2 separate regions of the Homo sapiens genome follow, and region 1 is linked to region 2. A link is a loop called in an ENCODE intact Hi-C map of the cell type or tissue named here. Cell type or tissue: heart right ventricle. All regions are shown on one strand. Links, peaks and the distances in the headings refer to the core of each region. The heading gives the core; the rest is flanking DNA.

What was found. Hi-C counts contacts between places; a loop is a spot of excess contacts. Peaks named below come from ENCODE experiments on the same cell type or tissue, not always from the same donor. Only the 100,000 strongest peaks of a DNase experiment are listed, where the experiment ranks them.
Region 1: it touches region 2 in a loop (1.8-fold over the local background); 17 of 110 quality-filtered maps call a loop at or near these places.

Annotation. Positions count from the first base shown.
Region 1 is chr17:38,998,137-39,005,633 of GRCh38, reverse strand. No RefSeq gene overlaps it. Among named protein-coding and RNA genes, the nearest start is that of LINC02079, 25 kb to the left of the region's middle. In heart right ventricle, for the core only: a CTCF peak has its summit at 3,286; DNase peaks (open chromatin) are centred at 2,323 and 3,123; H3K4me3 peaks cover 1,651 bases; H3K27ac peaks cover 4,967 bases.
Region 2 is chr17:39,066,118-39,073,614 of GRCh38, reverse strand. It overlaps PLXDC1 (plexin domain containing 1), which reads left to right. Exons shown (of 14, transcript NM_020405.5): 12 at 1,130-1,165; 13 at 3,599-3,759; 14 at 5,656-7,497. The coding sequence ends at 5,775. It also overlaps the pseudogene RDM1P5. Among named protein-coding and RNA genes, the nearest start is that of LINC02079, 43 kb to the right of the region's middle. RefSeq lists an enhancer at 853-1,641. In heart right ventricle, for the core only: a CTCF peak has its summit at 4,056; no DNase peak of the experiment used is centred there; H3K27ac peaks cover 1,095 bases.

The sequences.
Region 1 (7,497 bases), core at 1,145-6,144, 68 kb after region 2:
TGAGCAGTTTGCTCTACCCAGCCATGTACTATGGACTCTAGAGGCCACACGATGGGTTCTACTCTGCAGTCCCTCCTCGCGATGATGCTGCTGATGGCCCTTATGGCGTGTTGGGGGCTTTGGTCCTATTTGTGCTCTTGGATAAGTGCAAGGTTTCCCCTGACTGCTCAGGGACGTCTGCCCCTAACACGGGACCCTTGTTGCTGGTGGAGATGGCTCTCAGGGTTTGCTTGTTAACCCCACAAAGCTGGGGGTTGCTGCAGCTCTCTGTGACTCTAGCAGATGGTTTGCTGGTTGAATCATTCGTTTTGTGCCACAGTGAGAATGACGAGGGGGTTGGAAGCACTGCTGGAGGGAAGAGTTATACCTGCTGGAGTCACGGCTCAAAATAGACCCATGGTTAGGACTTTTTTTTTTTTTTTTGAGTTGGAGTCTCACTGTCACCCAGGCTGGAGTGCAGTGGTGCAGTCTTGGCTCACTGCAACCTCCGCCCCTCAGGTTCAAGCCATTCTCCTGCCTCAGCCTACCGAGTAGCGGGATTACAGGCTTGCGCCACAACGCCCAGCTACTTTTTGTATTTTTAGTAGAGATGAGGTTTCACCATGTTGGTCAGACTGGTCTCAAACTCCTGACCTCAAGTGATCCGCCTACCTCGGCCTCCCAAAGTGCTAGGATTACAGGCGTGAGCCACCGCACCTGGCGATAATTAGAATTTTTACAGCCAGAGTGATGGAGGAGGGAATTATAAGAAGAAAGGCACAGGGGCAGGAACAATGCATTTTCAGAGAATTCCCAGTAAACGATGGGTGGTGGAGAGCAGGAGAGGAGAACCCTGGAGACGCATGTAGAGAAGCAGGATGGGGAAATTTTTAAAAACTCATAAAAATGTACTGAGGACTTAGACATAGCAATGGACAGCCAATGAAGGGGACTGGCGGAATTGTCACAAGACCTGAGGAATATTAATCTAACACAAATTAATAACACCATGGATTGGGAAGGAGGAAGAAATGGGGGCCAGGAGACCAGCTGGAAGGCCCTAAGTGCAATTACACCCTATTGTGATTGTGGCTTACTTCTGCAGGGCCCCCACCGGAATGCAGGGCTCTTGAAATAAGTGCTCTGCTGGCTTTCAAAATCTTGGGAATGGGACTGCACTGCATTAACTTTTTATTTTTCCAGTGCCTGGCACATAGTAGGTGCTCAATAAATATTTATTGAAAAGGAGAGAGAAAGACAGAAAAGGAAGGGAGAGAGAGACAAGGAGGGAGGAGGGAGGGGGAAGGGAAGGAAGTAGAAAAAAAATTATGAAAGCCAAACCTGTAAGGCTATGGAGATGGTTTAGATAGAGGTAATGAAGGCCTTTCTGGAGGGCACTCCAAACACGAAGGTGGGGAAACCACAGATACTTCTGTAAGAGGATCTATAGGACTTGGCAAGTGACTTGATGTGGGAGGAAAGCAAGAGTGAGGAATTTCTAGACGATCGGGAGAATGAGGGCACCATTAATAGAAATAAGACAAACGGGAACTGAAGTGGTTCGGTGGGAAAAGCAGTATGAGGATGATTTTCCTTTTTTTTTTTTTTTTTTTTTGAGATGGAGTCTCACTCTGTTGCCCAGGCTGGAGTGCAGTGGCATGATCTTGGCTCATTGCAGCCTCCGCCTCTTGGGTTCAAGGAATTCTTGTGCCTCAGCCTCCCGAGTAGCTGGGACTACAGGCATGCATCACCACGCCCAGCTAATTTTTTTGTATTTTTAGTAGAGATGAGGTTTCACCATGTTGGCCAGGCTGGTCGTGAACTCCTGGCCCCAAGTGATCCGCCTGCCTCAGCCTCCCAAAGTGCTGGGATTACAGGCGTGAGCCGTGGTGCCCAGCCATGGATGATTTTCATTTTGGACATTTTGAGTTTCAGGTGCCAGCAGGACCATCAAATGTAGCTGTCTAGCCAGCAGCTGGATACATGGACCGACAGCTCAGAAAGGAGCTCAGTGCTAAACGGCAGTCTGGGAAGACATCTGCAAAGAGGGCCTGATGGCAGTCCTGGGAGTGGGTGAGATCACGAAGCAGGAAGGAGAGAAAACAAGAGGCCAAAGGGCAAGAGTCTCGAGGATGCCAACACTTACGGGAAGAGAACAAGCAACTGTTGGAGAGAGAAAAGGAAAATGGGGAAAGTTCAGGATCCCTATCGCCAAGGAGGAGGGTTTCAGCAGGGCCAGATGCTTCCAAGATCAAGCCCGAGAAGAGCCTGCAATCCAGCAGCAATAGGAGGTCACAGGAGTTCTCAGAGGATCCACGGACTGTGACGTGCTGAGGGCGGATCCAGATTGTGCCGATTAAGAAAGAAGTGGGTGGTGAGATCCGGAAGCCGCCAGTAAAACACTCTTTGAAGGGCTTTGGCAGCAATGGGGGGAAGAAAGGAAGGACTGTGGCTCGAGGGGGAGGAGGGATGGGAGGAAGACTTGTTTTTAGAATGGGTGAGCTGAGAATGGATTTGTAGGTGGAAAAGAAGAAAACAGCCAGATGGGAAAGGAAGGAGGCAGAGGGCATTTGGTGGAGCGGAGAAGGCCCCGGAGAAGGAGGGGGAAATGAACAGAGTACATTTTTCTAAAGCACACTAATTGAAGTTGCACATCCATGGTAATAAGAAGTCCTCACATTTGAAAAGCAATGAAATGCAATCTCCAAAGTATTTTTATACACTCTATCTTATTTAATCCGGTGGGAGGTAGAGTACATTTATCTCTACTAAAATGTAAGGAGGTTAAATGATTTACCCAAGATCACCTCGCTCATCAACAGAAGAACTTGGGGTCAAGCACCTGTTGTGTCAGCACCGTGTGAGGTGCCTGAGAGCCCAGAAGGGACCGATAGAGGCTCCTGCCCTCAAGGAGCTCAAAGCCCAGGAGACTGAGCTTCCTTCTACTGGCAAAAATGCCCCAAAACATAATGTGCACAGAGGAGGACACTTTTTCAGACCGGGGAAGGGAGAGGAGTGGGATTCAAGGGAGGCTTTCCAGAAGAGGCGATGTTTGGGCTGAGCCTGGAAGGAAAAACCGCAATGACCCGGCTAAGTGGGCGGCGGCAAGAGGAAGTCCACTCCCAGCAAAGGAGGTTTGTGTGCAAGAGCCTGGGGCCTTTGGGAACTGTGAGCAATTCACTCCGCTGGAACACAGGGTAGGCGTGGCTGGGTACAGGAGAGGAGTGTGCCAAGATGGGGGTGGGAGGAACATGGCAGCCACCCTGAAGAATTCTAATTCCTTCCTTTTAAACCAGTGAGGCGTTTTGATCAAGGGAAAGATATCAGATTTGCATTCTAGAACACTCACTCTGGAGGTCCCCTGGAGGTAGTGCAGAGGATGGATTCAAGGAGGATGTTATGGGAGGCAGGGAGACTAGTTAAGATGCAAATACAGTGGCCTGGGCAAGAAAAGGGGAGGGCCTGGAAGGGGCAGTGGCATTTGTAATGGAACAGATAATGACTATCTGTCTGTGAAGAAAGAACTGGTCAGCCTTAGAGGAAGAATGAGATGAGGAAATAGGGAAAGGAAGGGTCTAGGATGATTTCCAGGTTCTGGCTTGAACAGAAGCAGGAAGAAAAGCAGATATTAGTGAGGATGGGGAGTTGGGTAGCAAATAAGTTCAGGACACATTGAGTTGAGAAGCCTATGGGACATCCAGGTGGAGGTGTCCACTTGGAGACAGAGGTCTGGAGCTCCTGGGGAGGCCGACCTAGAGATAATCTTTGTGAGTCATCAACATAAGTCACCAACATGAGCCACCAGTGGGGATGAGTGTTTGGAAGGAGAAGAGAAAAGGGCCTCTCACACAGCCTGGAGGAGCACTGGCATTTAAGAAGAAGGTGAAAGAAGCCAGGTGTGGTGGTTCACACCTATAATCCCAGCACTTTGGGAGGCCAAGGCAGGAGGATCACTTGAGCCCAGGAGTTCGAGACCAGCATGGGCAGGATGGCAAAACCTCATCCTACAAAAAATAAAATTAGCTAGGTGTGGTGGCATGTGCCTGTAGTCCCAGCTACTCGGGAGGCTGAGGCTGGAAGATGGTTTGAGCCTGGGAGGTCGGGGCTGCAGTGAACTGTGATTGCACCACTGCACTCCAATTGGAGTGGCAGAGCAAGACCCTGTCTCAAAGAAAAAAAAAAAAGGAAGAAAGAAGCAGGTGAAAAGGAGGTTGTGATATGACCAGTTGATATACAATAGATAGTAAAAAATGTTAAAACTATTTAAAAACAAAATGACGTTTTTAAAAATTGTAAAAATAGGCTGGTCGTGGTGGCTCACACCTGTAACCCCAGCATTTTGGGAGGCCGAGGCAGGTGGATCACTTGAGGTTAGGAGTTCAAGCCCAGCCTGGCCAACATGGTGAAACCCCATATCTACTAAAAGTACACAAATTAGCTGGGCGTGGTGGCAGCTGTAATCCCAGCTACTCAGGAGGCTGAGGCAGGAGAATCGCTTGAACCCAGGAGGCAGAGGCTGCAGTGAGCTGAGATTGTGCCACTGCACTCCAGCCTGAGCGACAGAGCGAGACTCCATCTCAAAATAAACAAACAAATTAAATAAATAAAAATTAAGATACAAAAATTAGCTGGGCATTGTGGCATGCTCCTGTAATCCCAGCTACTTAGGTGGCTGAGTCACAAGAATAGCTTGAACCCGGGAGGCAGAGGTTGCAGTAAGCCAAGATCACACCACTGCACTCCAGCCAGGGCGACAGAGCAAGACTGTCTCAAAAAATTTTTTAAAAATGGCAAAAATAGAAAAGAAAAGGCGGTGAGGAGAGGCCAGAGAGGCAGGAGAGAGAAAGTGATGTAGGAGAAGACATAGAGCTTGAGGGGGTCCTGTGGGAGGATGGTACTGAGAGTGAGAAGAGCACCATCTCGTTTGCTTTCAGGGGGAGGGGAGATGGCTTCCCCCAGGCTGGTCAGAGAAGGCTTTAGGAAATAGAAAAAACTGAGAAAAAGAAAAGCCCTTTCAAGCTGAGAAATGGAAGGGGAGAGGTTTGAGTTCCTCTTCGCTGTGTTTTCTTGACTCTTGCTGCCATAATCGGTGCATTCACAGAAAATAAAGCCTAGTCTCTGGTGAAATGTGGAGAATCAGATGTTCAAAATGTTTCTATTATGTGCTTCAAAGCCAGACTCGCTGAAAATGGAGACTATCCAATGTGATCATGCTGTCCTTAAAAACATTCCTTTGATAAACATTAAACTGTTCTGTTTACCAGAAATGTTAACAAGGAAAATAAACAGGGCTATTTAGGAGTATTTCAAAATTAAAGTTTAAAACATAAGAGAAAACAGGAGGCACACAAAAAAGAAAAATCCAAAACTTCATGAACATTGCAGACCTCAGCTGCCCTTGAAATCTTTTTCTCTGCCTAACATTATGTAATTCTTCATCAGCCAAATATATCAGTTTCACATGCTAAAATTCACTGTGTATGTGTCATACTTAAAGGACATGGTATTGAAAGGAAACAATAATATAAAGCTATGTACAAAGGTTTTGGAACCAATGCACATATAGACCTGAGAGTTATCTAAAGAAACTTTAAGGATATTATTGAAAAATAAGTGAGGGGGAACCAGACGTCCCCCTCAGATGGTGTAATTGACCCAGGCGCCCTAACTGATCCTCGTGCTGAAAACAACTAAAAATTCTGGATCAAATACTAAAAATATCTTCCTCTAAATAAATGAATGAAAGTAAGGAATATTCAGCCAAACCATGTGACAACAGATACCCAGAGAGATAAACAGAGCAATTGCCAAACCAGTAGCTTTCAGTTTTTAAGACCTTAAGGAGCTCCAGGGACAGAAGACAGAACTCAAGGTCTGCCCAAGATGGAGATTCTAATTGCATATTCTCTCACACAGGTGAGACCCTAAAGCTATACCCTTACTATTAGGCTAAACTAGAAATACATCTGACCACAAGGGGCTATAGCCAAAATGGCCTTGGTTCTTGGTACTACATAAAAGTGAAAAAGGGCCAGGTGTGGTGGCTCACGCCTGTAACCCCAGCACTTTGGGAGGCTGAGGCGGGTGGATCACGAGGTTGGGAGATCGAGACCATCCTGGCTAACACAGTGAAACCCCATCTCTACTAAAAATACAAAAAATTAGCCAGGCGTGGTGGCAGGCGCCTGTAGTCCCAGCTACTCCGGAGGCTGAGGCAGGAGAATGGTGTGAACCCAGGAGGCGGAGCTTGCAGTGAGCCAAGATTGCGCCACTGCATTCCAGCCTGGGTGACAGAGCAAGACTCCATCTCAAAAAAAAAAAAAAAAGTGAAAAAGAACTCCTGAAAAAGATATAAAAGCTAGTCCTAACAATTTGCAGTTTAGTTTCACAGGGTCGAATCGTCTGAAAAGCCTCCAGCAGAGATTTTAATTTAAAGTGGTCCTAAGGGCCAGGTGTGGTGGCTCACGCCTATAATCTCAGCACTTTGGGAGGCCAAGGCAAGTGGATCACCTGGCAAGTGGATCACCTGAGGTCGGCAGTTTGCGACCAGCCTGGCCAACATGATGAAACCCCATCTCTACTAAAAATACAAAAATTAGCTGGGCTTGGTGGCAGGCACCTGTAATTCCAGCTACTCGGGAGGCTGAGGCAGGAGAATCACTTAAACCCAAAAAACGGAGGTTGCAGTGAACCAAGATGGCACCACTGTACTCCAGCCTGGGTAACAAGAGTGAAACTCCACCTCAAAAATAAATAAATAAATAAATAAAATAAAACAAAGTGGTCCTAAGTACCTAAAGTGCTAGAAGAAGCATATGCAATTCTCTCTAGAAGAACCCACCTTTATCTCAGGCCTCAAAAAATTCCCACATATAGTTTTGATAAAAATAACCACAGAATCAAAAATCACAAAACCGAAACAAACTAGGCACCATGAGCAAAAGAAGCAGAAATATAGACAGCAGAATCAGACCTACAAAGACTGTAGATATAGAAATTATCAGAAACATGACATAAAATTACTATTTTAGAGCTTTTAAGAAATAAAAATGAGGCCAGGCATGGTGGCTCACACCTGTAATCCCAACACTTTGGGAGGCCGAGGTGGACAGATCACGAAGTCAAGAGATGGAGACCATCCTGGCCAACATGGTGAAACCCTGTCTCTACTAAAAATACAAAAATTAGTTGGGCATGGTGGTGCATGCCTGTAGTTCCAGCTACTCGGGAGGCTGAGGCAGGAGAATCGCTTAATCCCGGGACTGCGGAGGTTGCAGTGAACCCAGATGGTGCCACCGCACTCCAGCCTGGGTGACAGAGCAAGACTCTGTCTCAAAAAAAAAAAAAGAAAAAGAAAAAGAAAGACAGACAAATGGAATTAATAATAAAAGAATATACAAATGACCAAGCAGTTTTTTTTAAAAAAAATACAATTCTGGAGATGAAAAATATAGTAATAAAAATTTTAAATTCATTGGACAGATTTAATAGCAGGTTAGACACAACTGAAAAGAGAAG
Region 2 (7,497 bases), core at 1,198-6,197:
CAGCCCTTGGTGAGTGGGAGAGAGGCTGCGTGGGCACAGTGTGGCCACCTTCAGTCACTCTGGGAGGGACTGGCAGTGGGCGGCACTGTGTCCTTTTGTCTACCAGTGGTAGGTGCAGACTGAGCCATAATTGATCTTCAATGGTCTAGATTTGCAACAAGTTGATTCAAATCAAGTTAATTTGCCCAGTGATATTTAAGTTCCTTTGCTTAGTTTTGATGAATCAATTCATTGTTTTCAATTTGCAGTAACGAAATAGATTCAAAGTTGTGTTTAAATACCTTGTTAGGCCAGGTGAGGTGGCTCTCGCCTGTAATCCCAGTGCTCTGAGAGGCTGAGGTAAGAAGATTGCTTGAGCCCACGAGTTGGAGACCAGCCTGGGCAACACAGTGAGACCTCATCTCAAAAAAATCTTTTTTAATTAGCCAGACGCAGCTACTCGGGAGGCTGAGGTGGGAGGATCACTTGAGTTCAGGAGGTCGGGGCTGTAGTGAACTGTGATTGTACCACTGCACTCCAGCCTGTGTGACGGAGCAAGACCCTCTCTCTAAAATACATAAATAAATAAATAAAGTTCAGGTGCTTAGGGCAAGAATCTTCAGTCATTTACAGCATTCTCCTGACATGGAACTCTTGCTTTTCTTTCCCCATAAAAATCTGCATGGGAAGGAACCACAGGAAGGGTGGACCCTTGAAACTTACTTAGAAAGCCACAGGCTACAGGCCTCGAGGTATAGACAGAAAGTGGGTTGGGACTCTCTCCTGCACACTGCAGCCCCAGGGAGTCTCCAGGCTGATCTGACCTTGTGACACATAAAGCCCCTCTTCAAACCCTTACACATCTCTCTGTCGCCCCACAGAAGAACGTGCATGGCCTCCTATTGCTCTCCAGGCAGCCGGCCCTCCACTCCCAGCCTCATCTCTCACCAGTCCCCGCTCATTTACTCCCCAGCCTCCAGCTACACTCAACTGCTGTGTGACTTGAGCAAGTCTCCTCCCCTCTCTGAGCCTCAGTTTCCTTACCTCTAAAATGAAAGTTTGGGCTGAACTTTCATCCCATCTGGACTCAGAGTGACAAAGGCTGTAATGATTCCACTAATCTTGCTCCTTCTGTCTTCTCTCTTTGAAGATGACACCAAGTTGAATCCCTATGCAGGAGGAGACGGTGAGTACAGAACTGCCTGCCCTCAGCGTCAGACCCAGCGCCTCTTGGACCCACCCCAGAAGAGGGTGCAGCAGTCGCCTGGGCTATTTTTATGAGTGCGGAGAGGGAGCAACGGCAGCCTGAGCATCCCAGACCTCCTGCTGGGTGGGGAGGCAGGGGGGCTTCTGGGCACAGGTGCCCTAGATCGAAGGAACATGTCTACCCTAGACATTTCTCATCTCAGCCCTGAACCTCCTGTGGTTCTTCTCCTGGCTCTCTGTCCTTGAATATTCACTGCCCAGAAAGGAGTGGGAGGAGGGGAAGGACTGAGCCAGGGCAGGTATAGGTGGGGCCTGTGGCCATCCCCTCTGATCCCCATGGGCTCATAGTCAGCAAGGGGTGGAGAGCAGCTTCTCTTTCCTCACTCAGGCTGGCAGAGGACATAAAATTGTCCGCTACAATTTTTGCAGGATGCCAGAAGGTGGGACTCCCTGCAGCCTCCTAGGATTACCTAGAAGGATAATCTCCTTTCTGAGGGTGGGAGCTGCCCCCACCTCCCCTGCCCTTTGCCCAGAGCCAGCTCAGGCCTTTGCGGCAACCTGTGCAAGAGTAGAGATGAAAGTGCCTTCCAGCTCCGGGGGCTGGAGATTGTCATCAGGGCTTCCAGCAGGAGAGGAAAGATTATTAATGCAGCACAGTGTGATGGTGTCCCCCAGCAGAGGTGGAGCCATTGCTCCTCCATAGGCAGTGGGTGTGTGTGTGTGTTGTGGGGGTGGCTGGGCCATAATCCCCTCGCTGTGCACCATGTGCTCATCAGCAGAAGCCTTCATCATCAAATCATCAGAGCCACTGCAGGCTGCGGGCTGATTGCCATCCAGGTCAGGGGAGGCTCACCTGGGGCATTTCACCTCAGTCCTCCCACCTGTTGGCAGACAGAGGCCCTAGCCATGCCCTGGAGTGCCCCAGGATAGTTTCTCTCCTGGGTGTCCTCTGCTTACAGAGTGCAGAGCAGAGCAAAGGGGATGGGGAAGACAATGGTTCTGAGTGCATGCAACATCCCATTAAAACTTGCCACCCCTAGTTCCCTCCCAACCCACCCACTAGCTATGTAGGAAGAATGCAACATTTTTGTTGCCAACCTGCTCATCTGTCTTCTCTACCTCATTATCTCTTTTAGGATAGGGTGAAGAGGCAAATAGCCACCCAAGGTAGTGTCAGGGAACTAGGTTTTTTAGTGGTGGGCACTGAATTTGTGTGTCTGTGGGGAAATCACTTAACCTCTCTGTTATTTCCATTACCTCAGTCATGCACAAAAGGGGTTGAGCTTCCAGCTCTGTGGAAAATACTCTCTCCCCCGGGACGTATTTCAAGTGCCTAGGATGTTCTCAGAGGGTGACTGTTGGCTTATTAGCTTCCAGAGGACCTAGATCATCCCATAGACTTTCTTTGAGCTTCTCTGACGGGCCTGCCAGTTTTGTTGTTTTGTTTTGTTTGAGACGGAGTCTCACTCTATCGCCCATGCTGGAGTGCAGTGGTGCGATCTCGGCTCACTGCAACCTCCGCCTCCTAGGTTCAAGCTATTCTCCTGCCTCAGCCTCCTGAGTAGCTGGGACTACAGGCGCGTGCCACCATGCCTGGCTAATTTTTGTATTTTTAGTAGAGACAAGGTTTCACCATGTTGGCCAGGCTGGTCTTGAAATCCTGACCTCAGGTGACCTGCCTGCCTCGGCCTCCTAAAGTGCTGGGATTACAGGGGTGAGCCACTGCGGCCAGCCCCTGCCAGTTTTTCTAAGAGCTGAGGACACAGAGTTGAATAAGACATCATCCTTGCCCTGCAAGAGGTCACAATCTGGGAGTGGACAGTGATAGGAAAAACTATGGTCATTTGCCATCATAATAGCTAATACTTATTGAAGTCATCCAAAATGGGAGACATGGTCCTCAGTGCTTGACATGGATCATCTAATTTTAACCTTCACAATAACCCTATTAGGTGGGTGTTATTATCCTTGTTCAAAAGAAATGATAATGAAGACACAGAGAGGTTAGATAATTTGCACAAGGTCACACAGCTAGTAAGTGGCAGAGCATAGATTTCAACCCAGGCAGCCAGATTTCAGATCCCAAACTCTTAACCCTCCGATGCCCTTTGTGAATTCCTTAATAGCACTTATGTAGTGGCACAGATATCAGAGAGAACTTCTCTTATGATCCTTATTAGACATTTGGGGCAACTTTTACATGATTTTGGAAAACTACCCAGATGGTGTCAAGAACATGAATGCCTTACTCATAATGATTCCAACTCCCACCCAACCTCTTCCTGTATTGGATAAGTGGACCCAAAGGCTCTGTCGGCTTTCATCTCTGAGACTTTGTTAGAACCCAAGACCCCATGGTTCGACCTTCCCTGCTCCCCTGCAGCCCCTGTCTGCCCTAATGATCTCTCCACAGGCCTTCAGAACAACCTGTCCCCCAAGACAAAGGGCACTCCTGTGCACCTGGGCACCATCGTGGGCATCGTGCTGGCAGTCCTCCTCGTGGCGGCCATCATCCTGGCTGGAATTTACATCAATGGCCACCCCACATCCAATGCTGCGCTCTTCTTCATCGAGGTCCGTGTCATCTGTGGCCACAGGGCTCCTGTCTGCTTCTGCGTCGGCGTCTCCTGGGCCATTCGGTCCCTGCCTCTCCCCTTCTCCCTCTCCCCTGCCACATACCTGAGAAAACTTCATCCACCCCATCCTGGCACATTTCGAGATGGCTGGCGCCCGTTAAGTCCTGCACCCTGATAAATCAGCACCTCAGAACTCCCTCGGCCCTCCTGTCCTGTGGAACAGCCCCTCTGCTTTTGTTCCCCCATTTGTGAAATCAGAAAAAATCCCCAGAGGAAAGAAAGAAGGCCACAGTGCCACATAGTGCTCATCTAGTGGCTGTGCAGCCTATCTCCAGTGATTTATGGTCTCTCATGCCCAAATGCCAGGCTCAGTACTTACTCAAAGCCATGAGGGAACCAGGGTCTCTGCCTCTTTTGCCTACTGATACCTGCTTTTAAGGCTAAAATTGAGGGGCAGGTGCAGTGGCTCCTTCCTAAGATCCTAGCACTTTGAGAAACCAAGGCAAGATTACTTGAGCACAGGAGTTTGAGACTAGCCTGGGCAACAGAGTGAGACCCCGTCTCTACAAAAATTTAAAAAATTAGCCCAGCGTGGTGGCACGTACCTGTGGTCCCAGCCGCTTGGGAAGCTGAGGTGGGAGGATCCCTTGAGCCCAGTGGTTTGAGGCTGCAGTGAGCCCTGACCATACCACTGCACTCCAACCTGGGCAATAGAGGAGACCCCATCTCTAAAATAGAAATAAAAATAAAATAGACAAGCCAAATAATGATAAGAGCTGCCCTCTGGGAGCTTTAATTGAGGATACTAAGTTTTGAATGTCTCAATTCTGAAGAGCCAGCCTGAGGGGCAGCATGGGATGTGAGGCTCAGCCCCCTTCACTCGGGGCTGCAGAGCTCAGCAGCTCCTGCCCCCAGTCCTCCACTTCTGGCTTCTTACGAGTTCCCCACAGAGTGCAGCAGTGGTGCCTCTGTGACCCTAGTTTCTTCCACGTGGGTCACAAGCCCACCAGCCTCATTAACCCACAGGCCTAGGTCATTCCCCCAGTTTCTTAGGAGGCTTAGTCATTCTGAAGTCTTAGCCTACCTGGGTAACACCTGGGAACTGCAGATCCCTGGGCCACAGGGATTCTGATAGGGCAGGTCTAAGGCAGGCCCAGGAATCTGCATTTTATTTATTTCGAGACAGTCTCACTCTGTCGCCTAGGCTGGAGTACAGTGGCACAATCTTGGCTTACTGCAGCCTCCGCCTCCTGGGTTCAAGCAATTCTGGTGCCTCAACCTTCTGAGTAGTTGCGACTACAGGCACGTGCCACCACACTCAGCTAATTTTTGTATTTTTAGTGGAGACAGTGTTTCACCATGTTGGCCAGGCTGGTCTTGAACTCCTGGCCTCAAGTGATCTGCCCATCTTGGCCTCCCAAAGTGCTGGGATTACAGGCATAAGCCACTGCACAGGCCAGAATCTGCATTTTAATAAGCCCCCTGTTGACTCTGATGTGGATCCTGTGCTACCTTGGAGGGTTATCTTGGCATTTTCAGAGCCTCAAGCATCATGCCAGCCATCTCTGAGCCACTCCCTCACATTGCAGTCCTAGGTCTCCACTTGGTGTATTGCTGAACCTTTCAGCTGTGAGTTCTGCAGACCACACAGTGAAGGATAAAGTGTCCTCCTTCCACACTCTAGCTTTCGGCAGGTTTCCCAGTGGTTGGGGGATCACAGCACGGAACATTTTAGGGAGAGGGTCCCTGAAGGTCAGTTGTGTGGCTCCTGGTAGGCCCAAGTGCCCCAGGGCCCTTATAAGAGACAGTCTTGGTTGGCTCTGTCGCTCAGGAGTGTGGGGTCCCCATGGGGGCGGGGGCATGCCCACTGACTTTGCCTCTGTGCCTTCTGCAGCGTAGACCTCACCACTGGCCAGCCATGAAGTTTCGCAGCCACCCTGACCATTCCACCTATGCGGAGGTGGAGCCCTCGGGCCATGAGAAGGAGGGCTTCATGGAGGCTGAGCAGTGCTGAGAACACCAAGTCTCCCCTTTGAAGACTTTGAGGCCACAGAAAAGACAGTTAAAGCAAAGAAGAGAAGTGACTTTTCCTGGCCTCTCCCAGCATGCCCTGGGCTGAGATGAGATGGTGGTTTATGGCTCCAGAGCTGCTGCTCGCTTCGTCAGCACACCCCGAATATTGAAGAGGGGGCCAAAAAACAACCACATGGATTTTTTATAGGAACAACAACCTAATCTCATCCTGTTTTGATGCAAGGGTTCTCTTCTGTGTCTTGTAACCATGAAACAGCAGAAGAACTAACATAACTAACTCCATTTTTGTTTAAGGGGCCTTTACCTATTCCTGCACCTAGGCTAGGATAACTTTAGAGCACTGACATAAAACGCAAAAACAGGAATCATGCCGTTTGCAAAACTAACTCTGGGATTAAAGGGGAAGCATGTAAACAGCTAACTGTTTTTGTTAAAGATTTATAGGAATGAGGAGGTTTGGCTATTGTCACATGACAGACTGTTAGCCAAGGACAAAGAAGTTCTGCAAACCTCCCCTGGACCCTTGCTGGTGTCCAGATGTCTGCGGTTGTCAGCCCCTTCCTTTCCCCCGACCTAAACATAAAAGACAAGGCAAAGCCCGCATAATTTTAAGACGGTTCTTTAGGACATTAGTCCACCATCTTCTTGGTTTGCTGGCTCTCCGAAATAAAGTCCCTTTCCTTGCTCCAACTCCTTGTCTCTCAACGTATTGGCTATGACGCAGCAAGCAGAATGAATTTGGACTCAGTTACAGGCTGTCAATGGTCTGCTCTGTAGCAGTCTCAGAGCCTCCCCGACCCACTACCTGGAGATAGCCAGATAGCCAGATGCCCTGCTCCTGGCCACCTTTAAAGCCCCTGCATATGACACAGGTTAACTAAAGTCAAGATTGGGGCTGCTGCATTCCAGGTTCCCTAGACTCACAAGCTGGTCCTTGGCCAGGTGCAGTGGCTCACGCCTGTAATCCCAGCACTTTGGGAGGCTGAGGCAGGCGGATCACCTGAAGTCAGAAGTTTGAGACCAGCCTGGCCAACATAATTAAAATGTCTCTACTAAAAATACAAAAAATTAGCTGGGTGTGGTGACGCTTGCCTGTATCCCAGCTACTCAGGAAGCTGAGACACGAGAATCACTTGAACCTGGGAGGCAGAGGTTGCAGTGAGCTCAGATAGTGCCACTGCACTCCAGCCTGGGTGACAGAGCGAGACTCCGTCTCAAAAAAAAAAAAAGAAAGCAGATCCTCATGGCTATAGAGTTGGCATTTTAGCCCCAGCTTCTGTAGCTCTGAAAGCCTAAAGAAGGTATTCTCTCCATCTGTTAAACACAGTATAGTGGCTCTCAGCCCTTGGGGCATGTTATCATGGGAGGGAAGTCAAATAAGAGGAGAGAAAAGAACTCAAGGGGGAAACTGCATTTTTAGGCTTTGCTCTCTTACCTTGCCCTTTCTACTCAGAACCAATAACTTCTGCATCAAAACATGTTACAGCCTGCATCAAGGGCTTTACCCCAACCTGCAGCCCAGCCTTCCCTGGGTGAGCTTGCTATGCGCAGCCACATTTACCATGTGGGGCTCCCTATTCTGATGGCCTGTTCGGTGCCGGGTTTACTCACTGCCCTGTTCTGATGTCAGTGCCTGTACATACCTCCAAAGGCAGGACTTGCCTGATAAATATTTTTCCTCCTCTGAACTGGATTTTATAGG